3 separate regions of the Homo sapiens genome follow, and regions 2 and 3 are each linked to region 1. A link is a contact called in ENCODE Hi-C or POLR2A ChIA-PET data. All regions are on one chromosome and are shown on one strand. The core of a region is the stretch at or near the end of the contact, and the rest is flanking DNA. Distances in the headings are between cores, read along the strand shown.

The links. Hi-C counts contacts between places; a loop is a spot of excess contacts on that map. ChIA-PET counts read pairs that join two places held with the same protein, here RNA polymerase II (POLR2A). Pooled maps may share reads with other maps.
Region 2: a loop to region 1 is called in a map with no recorded cell type, with 9 times the contacts of the local background. The contact joins the enhancer-like site here to the promoter of PCED1B-AS1 in region 1. A Hi-C loop is called at or near these places in 1 of 37 single-sample maps with no recorded cell type and 3 of 50 pooled maps. POLR2A ChIA-PET finds 5 or more read pairs at or near these places in 1 of 52 experiments (activated naive CD4-positive, alpha-beta T cell).
Region 3: a pooled map shows a loop between it and region 1 (2.2-fold over the local background). The contact joins the enhancer-like site here to the promoter of PCED1B-AS1 in region 1. A Hi-C loop is called at or near these places in 1 of 50 pooled maps. POLR2A ChIA-PET finds 5 or more read pairs at or near these places in 2 of 52 experiments (activated T-cell and activated naive CD4-positive, alpha-beta T cell).

The regions. Positions count from the first base shown.
Region 1 is chr12:47,215,006-47,219,400 of GRCh38, forward strand. PCED1B-AS1 (PCED1B antisense RNA 1) reads right to left here and starts at 1,438. Exons shown (of 3, transcript NR_026544.1): 1 at 1,379-1,438; 2 at 1,160-1,259. It overlaps PCED1B (PC-esterase domain containing 1B), which reads left to right. Exons shown (of 4, transcript NM_138371.3): 3 at 1,217-1,684.
Region 2 is chr12:45,667,289-45,671,877 of GRCh38, forward strand. No RefSeq gene overlaps it. Among named protein-coding and RNA genes, the nearest start is that of LINC00938, 58 kb to the right of the region's middle. Within about 2 kb of position 1,888, at least 4 of the 41 ENCODE cell types and tissues checked have a DNase peak (open chromatin) inside an H3K27ac peak, as active enhancers do.
Region 3 is chr12:45,233,447-45,237,610 of GRCh38, forward strand. All of the region lies in intron 1 of ANO6 (anoctamin 6), which reads left to right. Among named protein-coding and RNA genes, the nearest start is that of ANO6, 19 kb to the left of the region's middle. Within about 2 kb of position 1,910, at least 27 of the 41 ENCODE cell types and tissues checked have a DNase peak (open chromatin) inside an H3K27ac peak, as active enhancers do.

The DNA of each region.
Region 1 (4,395 bases), core at 188-2,687:
CCTCCCAAGGACCTGGGATTACGGGAACCTGGGGGTGGTATATTCTGATCTTCTGTAGTCATGCACTGGGACCTTCTGTAGTCATGCATTTTCTCTCTCTCTTTTTTTTCTGATTCATTATTTCCTTTTCTTTTTCATCTTGGTATTTGTAGGGAAAGTGATATTCCTCTCCCCGAAATCATATTATTCCAGACAAAAGAAAACAAATGCCTACACTTATCTAATCAATCAGAAGACCATCTCCCCCACCCTTTTTTTTTTTTTAAAGATGGAGTCTTGCTCTTGTCACCCTGACTGGAGTGCAATGGGACGATTTTGGCTCACTGCAACCTCCGCCTCCTGGGTTCAAGCGATTCTCCTGCCTCAGCCCCCCGAGTAGCTGGGATTACAGGGGCCCACCACCACGCCCAGCTAATTTTTGTATTTTCAGTAGAGACGGAGTTGCACCATGTTGGCCAGGCTGGTCTCGAACTCCTGACCTCAGGTGATCCACCCGCCTCGGCCTCCCAAAGTGCTGGGATTACAGGCATGAGCCACAGCGCCAGACGAACCATCTCCCTTTTAAGCACGCTGTCCCCTTGAGTTACCTGCTGGTTTCAAGTGGAACACTAAGGGAGGAAGCAGAAAGTTCTTATCTTGCTCTGCCACATACTGGATCTAGCTGAGGCTGGGGCTCAGGCCTGTGGTTTCCTGTAGTGTGGACTGAGCCATTTTTCCATCAAGACGTCAGTGGAGAGATGAAGTGAAAGGATTTAAAAGCGGTTTGTGGCCTGCCATGGTGGCTCACCCCTATAATCCCAGCACTTTGGGAGGCCAAGGCGGGTGGATCACCTGAGGTAAGGAGTTCGAGACCAGACTGGCCAACATGGTGAAACACCATCTCTACTAAAAATACAAAATCAGCCGGGTGTGGTGGTGGGTGCATGTAGTCACAGCTACTCGGAGCCTGAAGCAGGAGAATCGCTTGAACCTGGGAGGCAGAGGTTGCAATGAGCCGAGACCATGCCACTGCACTCCAGCCTGGGCAACAAGACCAAAACTCCGTCTCAAAAAAAATAAATAAATAAAAATAAAAGCGGTTTGTAAACTGTAACACCTTGCACAGAAACACAAGATTACTACTATTAAATATTATTTAGAAAAGTAGAGTTCTTCTTACCATTTCCCTGTTTCTTTCTTCTCACTTCCTCCTTTCCCCTTCTGACCATCTTTTCAGCCGTGAACATACCACACCAGCAAGAACAATAAGAGCCAAGGGTCTGAATTGTTTAATCAAAGGAAGAGTCAAAATAAGCTACACCCAGATTACTGAGAAAGGTGAAATGAAAACAAGCTCAAAACCAAATTCCAGGAAGATGCTGTCTTTGTATTGACTTACCATTTCATGTTTTCACACATGTCAAAGTCTTGAAGCTTCGGTCATTAGTCTTCCGCTTCCTAAAGCAAGAAACTAAATGCTGACTTGTGTCGTTTGCCCCAGATGCCACCGGAAATGTCATCTTCTCCCCAGACGCTGGCTTGCAAGCACAGCAGCACCCAGAGGCTAACCTATTTCCCCTATAGCCCAAGCTCTGAGATCTCCCGTCTGGTCACAATGATCTACAGGAGAGGAAGAAAGCTATCTAGGGACGAGATCTAGAATCAACTGAGAGAGATGCTTAAAAATCACCAGTTACTTTAATGAGTAAGTACTTTTCAGTTTTTCCATTTTATCTGAAACTTTAAGTTGGCATTTCTGACCAGCCTTTCTTGAGACCATCATTTTTTGGGCACTTACTGTAGACAGGAATCAGCACCCTAGCCTCCTTCAGCCCACCCCATGTAACACTAAAGAGACAACTGGTGCTTGGCAATAACAAAAATATTAGTGATTGATAAACTTGTAAATTTATTAAAATGGACAGTGAAAGAAAACAGCCAATTTAGTTGTGAACTGGAGAAGGGACGTGAGGCATCTGTTGTCTGCAATCTTGTATGTTGTGGTTGACCACAAAGGCTTGGCATCAGGTTTTACTTCCAGCACTACTTCTTATAAAATGGATGACCTTGGGCAGATTACTCAATCTTTTAGCCTTAATTTTTAAAAGTATAAAATGGAGAAAATTAGAATATGTAGTCCAGGTGCGGTGGCCCACACCCGTAATCCAAGCACTTTGGAAGGCTGAGGCAGGTGGATTATTTGAGTCTAAGTTCAAGACCAGCCTGGACAACATGATGAAACCCTGTCTCTAAAAAAAACTATAAAAATTAGCCAGGCATGGTGGCACAGGCCTGTAGTCCCAGCTACTAGGGAGGCTGAAGTGGGAGGATTGATTGAGCCTGCAGAGTTGCTGCAGTGAGCCATGATTTCGCCACTGAATTCCAACTTGGGCAACAGAGTGAGACAAGAAAGAAACAGAGAGAGAGAGAGAGACAGAGAAAGAAGAAAAAAAAAGAAAGAAAGAAAGAAAGAAAAAGAAAGAAAGAGAAAGAAAGAAAGAAAGAAAGAAAGAAAGAAAGAAAGAAAGAAAGAAGAAAGAGAAAGAGAGAAAAGAAAAGGAAAGAAAGAAAGAAAATAATTTCTTAGGTTGTTTTTGTTTTTGTTTTTTTGTGATGGAGTCTCACTCTGCTGCTCAGGCTGGAGTGCAGTGGTGCTATCTCTGCTCACCGCAACCTCCGCCTCCCAAGTTCAAGCAATTCTTGTGCCTCAGCCTCCCAAGTAGCTGGGATTACAGGCACGCGACACCACTCCCAGCTAATTTTTATATTTTTACTAGAGACAGGGTTTCACCATGTTGGCCAGGCTGATCTTGAACTCCAGACCTCAGGTGATCCGACCGTCTTGGCCTCCCAAAGTGTTGGGATTACAGGCATGAGCTACCGCGCCCTTCTTAGAGTTCTTAAGAAGAATAAAGAGATAAACTGGTAAAACATGTAAATACTTTTTGGAGGGTATGCTAAATAATGCCACTAAATAATTAATGTTGCTAAATAATAAGTTAAATGCTTCATTTAACTGGAAATCTCCCTTAACCACTAAGCCCACTTTCCAGATATGCTAAGGTGGCTCAGAATAACAATAGCAGCGAACATCTGTAGAGTTTACACAGCATTTCATTTGATTTCCACAATTAACTCTAAGGTAGGCAGTGCAGAGCTGTTGACTTATTTTTGGAGCTGGAGGAGAAGAGAGAAGCGAGAGCTCGGCTGGACACGGCAGCAGGGAGAAAAACCCCTAGGTCCGTTGTTGGCACTGAAGTGGGGAAAACCATGGCCTGGGGAAAGGCCTAATGTGAGAAGTTAGTCGGTGTGCATAGGCAGTATGACATTCATTTCACCAGCACAAGATTCTTGTTCCTCAGCTTCCTTAGTCCCTGGACCTTGCTTGTCCTTTCTTCCGCTCCAAGCCGTAGAGCTTGAAACTGGCAAGTCCTCAGTTGCACTGCCAACAGGCAAAGCAGTGGGAACTCAAGTTTCCAGAATCCTCTACAACATAGTGTGAGTAAAAGCCAAGGCAGAGACAGTGTCTTGCTCTGTCATCCAGGCTGGAGCGCAGTGGTGCCATCACGACTCACTGCAGCCACAAACTCCTGGGTGCAAGGTATCCTTCCACCTCAGCCTCCTCCTGAGTAGCTGGGACTACAGACATGCGCCACCACATCCTGATCATTTTTAATTTTTTTTCTTTTTTTTTTTTTTTTTTAGAGACAGAGGTGTAGCTTTATTGCCCAGGGTGGGCTTGAACTCCTGGTCTCAAGCAATCGTCCCTCCTTGGCCTCCCAAAGTGTTGGGATTTCAGGTGTGAGCCACTCTACCTGGCTGAGACTTGCTCTCATTTTTAAATTCAAAAAATGTTTTCCATAGATCGGCCGCCTGTGGAAAAAGGTGACTCAGGCCTGTAATCCCAGCACTTTGGGAGGCCTAGGTGGGTGGATCACCTGAGGTCAGGAGTTCGAGACCAGCCTGGCCAACACGGTGAAACTCCGCCTCTACTAAAAATAGAACAATTATCTGGGCATGGTGGCAAATGCCTGTGATCCCAGCTATTCCGGAGACTGAGGCAGGAGAATCACTTTAGCCCATGAGACAGGGGATGTAGCGAGCCAAGATTGCACCACTGCACTCCAGCCTGGGCAACAGAGTGAGACTCTATCTCAAAAAACAAAAATAAAAAAGTTTCTTTTTCCATAGAAACACTATTACACATAGAATTTAAATACTACAAAAATGGTAACAATAATGATAGCAACAATAATAAAATAATGTCCATTTTTAAAACTCTTTTGGGTAATCCCTTCAGAGGAGCATAGGTGCTATTTCCCCCATTTAAGAAGTAAAAAACTAAGTAGCACAAAGATAAAGTAAGCATTAGAGGTGGAAGAAATCCAGGCCTGCTGACTCAACCCTAGATTCCTG
Region 2 (4,589 bases), core at 638-3,137, 1.5 Mb before region 1:
GTCTCTGCTGTTTGCATACATGTTTCCCTACTTCTCTCACCACATCCCAGCATCCAGAAGCTCCCCAGTCCCAACACTCATTCTCATTGTTCAGGGCCAACCTGAATGTCTCACCTCCGTGCAGCCATCCCTTATCCCCTGTCCCAATCCCCTCACCCCAAATCAATCAATTAATCTATATGAAGTGCTCTGAACATTGTCTGGAATATAAAATATATTATATGAGTATTGGCTGCCATTAACATCATTGTGTGTGTTTCTAAAGTACTTTCCACAAACCTTTGCTGTGCATGACTTTCATCTTGTCACTTAGCTTCTTTCCTCACTTATTTACTCAAAATTCACCTTAGTGAGGTCTTCCCGACCAAAATTTCAAAACCCTCCTTTAAATCTCCTTTTCTGATTTTTAAAATCTTTAGCATTTCTCACTATGCACATTTTTCTGCATTATCTTGTTTATTGAATGTCTCTGTCATCAGAATGAAAGCTCCATGGGGGCAGTAAATAGTTATGCAATGAATGAATGAATGTGCTTGCATATATTTTTACCTACTAAGACTCTATATCGTCAGAGAACCTAATATACCATATGGCACTCAGTAGACCAGCTGAGTAAGAGGAAGATCTAGAATCCTAAGGCCATTCCAAAGAATGGCACATTTGAAAGGGTGCCTCAGCGTGAAACACTCAACTGGCTACATAATGAAGGCATTGAGTGTTAGAAGGAGAGGAAAAAATCCCTAACATGGACATAATAACTTATGTCCTTTTCTAGACTACAGTGCCTAAGGACATCTCTGGGTCCTAGGCACATTGTTTATATTTAGTAAAAATTTATAAAGATTACTGATACATAGTATTTGGCAAAGAAAGATAAAAACTGACATATAAACTATTTGCTTATGAAGGATAAATTTAAGGTTAGATAAAAAAAAAAAACCTCATGTTGCTATATTGTATGACGGGTATGGTTTGCAAAAAGCATAATCCAGGGCCATTTTCCGCATTATATTAAATGGTGTTTCTATACTGAAATCAACTCCAAACTTATACCATAAAATATTGTGAAAATGTCATAGGTAGTTAGTGCAAGGTAGTTTTTAAATAGGGAGTCATTACTTTCGAATATCCATGGAACTTAACATTTTCTTACTTAATTTTTATCAAAAGATTTCAGGGAGTTTGGAACGTCTCACAAAATAGCTACTGAACAGGAATATGGAGAGAAGCAAAGTTTGTTAACTGGAATAAAATAAACCTACTTGGAACTTGGAACTCAAAATTCAAGCTCACTTACAAGGTGTCTGCCATGCCCTGCTCACAGAGTATACATTCCTGGTCAAGAATGTTAAGTCCTAAATAATCCTATCTTGGATGACACAGGAACTGATGAAAAAAGATAACCCAATGGCTTTATCACACCAAATATTCTATCACACAGATCAGAAAGAAGTTTTGACTCTAATCCCACTTAGTGGCTGTGTGAACTCAAGTAAGTAACTTAACCCCACTGATCTTCCATTGCCTTGTTTCAAAATGAGAATAGCATATTAGCACTGCCTTACCCAGTTGTTGTGAGGAGCTAATAAAATACTGTGTGTTAAAACGTGTGGTAAACCCTGAAGTGCTATACAAATGTGATGTATTATTTTTGTTCTTTAAAGGTCTTTTGACACCTAATCTTTGCCTCCATAAATGACCTCTTTGTTTTCAAGCTTGCTTTTGTCTGATCTTACACTGGCTCAAATTTTAATCTCTTACCTAGTGAAGTTATTTCTTTAGACCTTGCCTCTGCCCAGCTCTTTCTTGGACTACTAGAACCTAATTACTTCTGTGGCTTCTGTTTGACTCAGCATTCAATAGTATGGTTACTCTGAGCCTGCCATGTAAGAACTGTGAATGTAAACTAAGGGCTTATCCCCCTGTCTACTGTAATCCATCTAAGTAATATGCAATATTTGAGTGTAGATGACAAGATGGCATGAAATTTCACTTCTCTTTCAGAGAACGAAACCAATTCCTTATCTTTAAGAAGGTTTACTTGAAAGGACTTTCAGTTTCTCTTCATAAAATAATGTAGAAACCATTATTCTTTCTGTTTGCCTCTCACCTCAGCACTGGGCTGAATGTATTTATAAACTAAAACTAGAAAGAATTCTTGGTTTGCAAAAGATTTTAACAGAAAACCAGAGCTGATGGCTAATACTAGCAGGAGCAGGGTCTGTGTACTGGTTTCCACTTCATTAAATAATAGCAGCATCCAGCAGATACAGCACCTACTAAGTGCCTGAGTTTTTACATGTATTAATTCATTTACTCTTCACAACTATTATTAGCTCCATCTTGCTGTTGAGGAAAATAATTGACATAAGGTCAAACAGCTAGTAAGTGGAAGAGCTGGGATTCAAACTCAGGCCATTTGATTCTAGAATAAGGTCATATTCTTAACTCTATGTTATATTGCTAATAATAATGATTATTATGATACTGATAACAAAAAAAATGTATTATTTCTTGTTGCATAACAAATTGCCCCGAAATTTAGTGGCTTAAAAGAACAAAATCACAGTTTCTGTGAGTCAGGAATTTGGACACAATTTAGCTAGGTACTCTGCTTCAGAGTCTTTCACAAGCTGCAATCAATGTGTCCTGTGGGGCTGTAGTCATTCCAAGGCTCGACTGGGAAAGGATCCACTTCCATGCTCACTCACATGGTTATTGTTAGAATTCAGTTCCTTGCAGCCTGTTGGACAGAAACCATCCCTAATTCTGTGCCAGGTGGGCCTCTCAAACATGGTAGTTTGCAAAGTGTGAAAGCTGGGAAAGATATAGAGTCCAGCAAAATACAAGCCACTGTCTACTGTTAATAGACATTAGTATTTCCACCACTTTTGTCATACTCTTTTTATTAAGAGCAAGTAACTAAGCCCACACTCAACTGGAGGGGATTACACAAGGATATGAATACCAGGAAGTTGGGATCATTGGCAGTCACATCAGAAGCTGCCCACCTTCATAATAATTAACATTCTATAAATATAATAAGAAAATAACATTTATTGAGAGCTTACTATGTGCCTGGCAATAGTCCAAGCATTTCACGTATATTAATTCACATAATCCTCACAACAAACCTGATACATGAATTAGTAAGGGGAAGTGCCATGATTACACTTAGAGGTGGAGAAATTAATACCACTTTTCTGTATTCCAACAGATAAAGCCTTTCTTAGAATGCTTCAAAATGATTGCCACAAACTGAATCTACCCCAACCACATCCTCTTTCATAACCACTTGTCTTATTCACAGAACAGGCTTTTTCTAGCTGGTGGCAAATAGTAATTTCCCAAAGTAACCCCCTTCTGGCTCTACTAGTCCTGGGGGTAGGGAAGAAGAAGTAGTCTTTAAAAAAAAAAAATCACTATTTTTCATAAATTTTTTTTTTTTTTTTTTTTGGTCACCGAGGCTGGAGTGCAGTAGTGCAATTGCAGCTCACTGCAGCCACGACCTCCCAGGCTCAAGCAATCCTCCCAGCTCAACTTCCCAAGTAGCTGGGACCACAGGCATGTGCCACCATGCCCAGATGATTTTTTATTTTTTTGTAGAGACAGGGTGTCACTATGTTACCCAGGCTGGTCACAAACACCTGGGCTCAAGCAATCAATCCTCCTGCCTCAGCCTCCCAAAGTGACGTGAGTACAGGTGTGAGCCACTGCACTCGGCCAAACATTATACTTTTTATAAATGAATATATCATTACTGTAATTCCAATTTTAAATAGAAACTGCTAATAAGAATCATCTTTTCTGTTTGAAAGGCTACCAAGGATACAAAATATCCAAATCAATTCCAGTTTTGATTTAATTCTAGTTTTTTTACATCGTGCTTCTCTTCAAAAAGTTGTTGAGATGGCTGGCTCCCAGTTGGTCAACTATAAAGAAGGATAAGAGAGAATAAGCACATCCCCCTGAAAGATTCTAGGCTCTATGGAATTGGATGGAGGTGGGTACTGGCGCATTGATCAGACTGTCTCTCCAGTCTTACCCTCCAAATTAGAGGCCCAGAGAAAACATGGAATCACTTAGCACAGGAGAGGCTGGAAGTCCTCTTCCCTATTTTTAATAGGGACTAAAGGAGTTGCTTATTATGAGAGCTGTGTGGAAGACATCCCAGATTCCTAGGCTGCTGGGTGTGTGTCTATTTTCAACCCTCTTACATTTGCAATGACACATCCTTTAAATATCTAGAAGCCAGTTCCTGGTCAAGTTAAAAATATAAACAAATGAATATCGATTCAAAGTTCTAAATAAAATACGAACAAATGAAATTCAATAATTTATTATTAAAAGAATAATTTACCAAAAGGGTTAATTCAATCATACAGAAAGGATTATTTAATAACACATTAATAAGATTCATCACACTAAGAGGTCAAAAAAGTAATATCATCTTAATAGAAGGCAAAAAGCACTTGCTAGAATTTGGCAACTATTCATAATTAAAGAAATAAATGTCTCAGTAAACTGAAGATAGAAGAAGTCCACTTTGTCATGACAAGTAATATTTATATGGACTAACATATTTAACA
Region 3 (4,164 bases), core at 660-3,159, 2.0 Mb before region 1:
GTGATTGAAACTAGCAGGTAATATATCTGTATTATTGTTATATCTAATACCTCTAATTCCTTTCAAATTGGGAATATTGTCTTTATAAATGCCATTGAGATCAAGTATAAGAAATATTAACATTATCTTTTGCCTGTGCTCTTGTCTGAACCCTCTATTCCTAGTACTGCTTATTTAGTCCAGTGATATTTTTGGTTAACATTGTAAAAGCATATTTTACATATAGTAAAATGTACTGTTAACTGTTTAAGTTATGACAGTTGTATAGCCACCACCCAAAACAAGAGATGGAGGACATTTCCAGCACCCTTGTACCCCTTTCATGTCAACCTTCCTCCACATGGTCCCTGCAAGCACTTAAAGACTTCCTCCATAAATTGATTTTGCCCATTCTTGAGCTTCGTTCTAAAGAAATCATGTAAAATGTAGTTTTTTGTGCCTGGCTTCACTTAGCACAATCTTTCTGGGGATTCATCTGTGTTATAGATATCAGTAGTAATCTAGTGTATTGGAACTATAAGAATATCTAGAAAATGTATTTTGAATTAAATCTTGAAGTATTCGTTTCTTATAGGTAGCAGACTAACAATCCTTAACCTTCTAATTCTGTTTTTACTTTAAAGTCAGGTAGCTTTTGGTCTTAGTTATTTTTGTAATCTCTTTAAGCAGTTCACATAATGCCTTGCCAATTATAGGAAATTAGCAAATGTGTTCTTAAGTTGGAAGAGAATGTGTGAGGAAAATTCACTCCTATCTCATTTTACAGAAATTCAGATTTTAATTGTCCTGCTGTAATTGTGAAACTGAACTGCACATTCATTCTGAGGATTATTGCACTGATGAGTTTACTGATGAGTGTGACACTGGTTCGGAGGGAACTGTTTGCAGACTCTCCCTATGTATAAGGAGTTCATGTGTAATAATTTATTTCTCCAGAAGGTCACCTTTTTTCCTACTGATTTTTTTTTACTGGTAAAAATATTGCAAACAGATATTGTTAGTCTCGTTTGGTAACTGAAAGAGCTCTGAGAACGGAAAAGTTAGAGTGACCTATCCAAATGAAGGAGCAGTTCAGTGTTGGTGCAGGATATTAGATTCCAAAATATTTGTTCAGGCCCCTTTTCCAAGTTCCCAGGGAAGTTACTGACACTGATGTTGGTTTCTTTTAAGAATGACTCATGATTTTTCGAGCCTGGTTTCCACTCTTAGTCATCTTCCCTGCCTGAGTTAAAACAGGCTTTAGGCTCTCACTGAATTCCAGCCTTGACAGAACCCCCCACCCCCACCCCTGGGCTTTTGATTCCCACTTCCTAGCTCAGCTACATTCCAGTCTCTGGAACCAATTCTGACTCCAGGCAGGCAAGATGAGACAATTCAGCATTTACTATCAGTCCAGCAGTAACCTTTCAGTTCTAATAATTTGGCTTGTCCTTTTCCTCCTCAGTTGTTCAGACTCCTTTCTCAGAAACATGCCTAGGACCTCAGTCTCTTTAGTTCTTTGGATTCTGTGTTGCTCTTGTCAGTGTTTACTATCAGTCCAGCAGTAACCTTTCAGTTCTAATAATTTGGCTTGTCCTTTTCCTCCTCAGTTGTTCAAACTCCTATCTCAGAAACATGCCTAGGACCTCAGTCTCTTTAGTTCTTTGGATTCTGTGTTGCTCTTGTCAGTGTTTCCTAATCACCCTCTTGCCCTGGAAATAAAGTCCTCTCCAATGTGGTGCTACTTCTCCTCCTTCCTGTAGCAGACTCTGGTTGTGGCCTGTCTGTGCCTACAGATTTAGTGACAGGAGCTGTACTTTTCTGTTCCCTTCTTTAGCTGTCATACTGGTGGTATCTTAAATCTTAGCCCTAAATTGTGATGAAACTGTTGTATTTTCACAAGTCTTCCTTAGTCATATTGTGCTGTCTGTTCTAAGTAGGGCTGTGAATAAGAGTGGGGTACAGTTTCCTGCAATAAGAGATGGGAGGCTTAACTTCAGCTTGGCACGTAAGAAAGATCAAATGTTTACTGCAATGTGGGAAAACCACCTCCTGGGCATAATAGAAATCCAGGCCTGGCAGTAAACAATTCTATTCAAAAGCAGCTTCTCAGGGCTGAGGAATGACCTAGTTGAGTGGCATGACATCTGAGCAGAACTAGCAAGGAGGCTTGGTGGTATGCCGCCTTTTAACTCCAGCACCTGTGGCTCTTGAGCATTCTCCTCATTCTTCAGTATGGAAAATGGATATTTTCTCAGTCTTGTGCAAAAACAGCTTCAAGAAAAGTCCCCTAGTCAAAAATTCCAGTATTTGGAAGTGTACCAGGAGTCCAAAAAGTTGAGAACTACTCCTGGCTTTTTCCTTCCCTCCCTCACACTGACGGCATTCCTGAACTAGCATGCCTGTCTGTCTCTACATTTCTGGGTGACTGCCTCATCCCAGGTGGCCTTCCTCCAGCTGTGAGCTGGGTGTGTTCCCAGGTATTTAATCCACCCTTGGGGCAAGTTCTTCCAGGCAGCCTCCAGTGCCCCTTCCGGGATCCTGGCTGGATCAGGCTGACTGTCCTTGGAAGTGAAAGAGGCTACATATGAAGGGGAGAAGGGTCCTCTCTGCCTCAGGAGAAGGAAATTAGTTACAGGTGCATGCATAGGCAAAATAGCCCCAATCCTGTTGTGATATAACAGAATTTAGAAGACATCTGGCTCAAATTTTAATTTTCAAAAAGTGATAAATTCTGTGAAGAGGTAACCTGTAGAGTTTATTGTCAAATTAATGGTAGAGCTACTGTATGTGCCACTGTCAGTTGTTAATTATTATTATTATTTTTTTAAGTTCTAGGGTACATGTGCACAACATTTAGGTTTGTTACATAGGTATACATGTACCATGTTGGTTTGCTGCACCTATCAACTCATCATTTACATAAAGTATTTCTCCTGATGATATCCCTCCTGCAGCCCCCCACCTTCTAATAGGCCCTGGTGTGTGCTGTTCCCCACCCTGTGTCCAAGTGTTCTCATTGTTCAATTCCCAACTATAAATGAGAACATGAGTTTGGTTTTCTGTCCTTGTGATAGTTTGCTGAGAATGATGGTTTCCAGCTTCATCCATGTCCCTGCAAAGGACATGAGCTCATCCTTTTTTATGGTTGCATAGTATTCCACGGTGTATATGTGCCACATTTTCTTAATCCAGTCTACCACTGATGGACATTTGGGTTGGTTCCAAGTCTTTGCTATTGTGAATAGTGCTGCAATAAACATACGTGTGCATGTGTCTTCATAGTAGAATGATTTATAATCCTTTGGGTATATACCCAGTAATGGGATGGCTGGGTCAAATGGTATTTCTAGTTCTAGATCCTTGAGGAATTGCCACACTGTCTTCCACAATGGTTGAACTAATTTTCACTCCCACCAACAGTGTAAAAGTATTCCTATTTCTCCATATCCTCTCCAGCATCTGTTGTTCCCTGACTTTTTAATGATCGCCATTCTAACTGGTGTGGGTTGGTATCTCATTGTGGTTTTTATTTGCATTTCTCTGATGACGGGGGATGATGAGCATTTTTTCATGTTTCTGTTGGCTGCATAAATGTCTTCTTTTGAGAAGTGTCTGTTCATATCCTTTACCCACTTTTTGATGGTGTCATTTGTTTTTTTCTTGTAAATTTGAATTCTTTGTAGATTCTGGATAGTAGCCCTTTGTCAGATGGGCAGATTGCAAAAATTTTCTCCCATTCTGTAGGTTGCCTGTTCACTCTGATGGTAGTTTCTTTCACTGTGCAGAAGCTCTTTAGTTGAATTAGATCCCATTTGTCTATTTTGGCTTATGTTGCCATTGCTTCTGGTGTTTTAGACATGAAGTCCTTGCTGATGCCTATGTCCTGAATGGTATTGCCTAGGTTTTCTTCTAGGGATTTTATGGTTTTAGGTCTAACTTAAGTCTTTAATCCATCTTGAATTAATTTTTGTATAAGGTGTAAGGAAGGGATCCAGTTTCAGTTTTCTACATATGGCTAGCCAGTTTTCCCAGCACCATTTATTAAATAAGGAATCCTTTCCCCATTTCTTGTTTTTGTCAAGTTTGTCAAAGATCAGTTGGTTGTAGATGTGTGGTGTTATTTCTGAGGCCTCTGTTCTGTTCCATTGGTCTATATCTCTGTTTTGGTACCAGTACCATGCT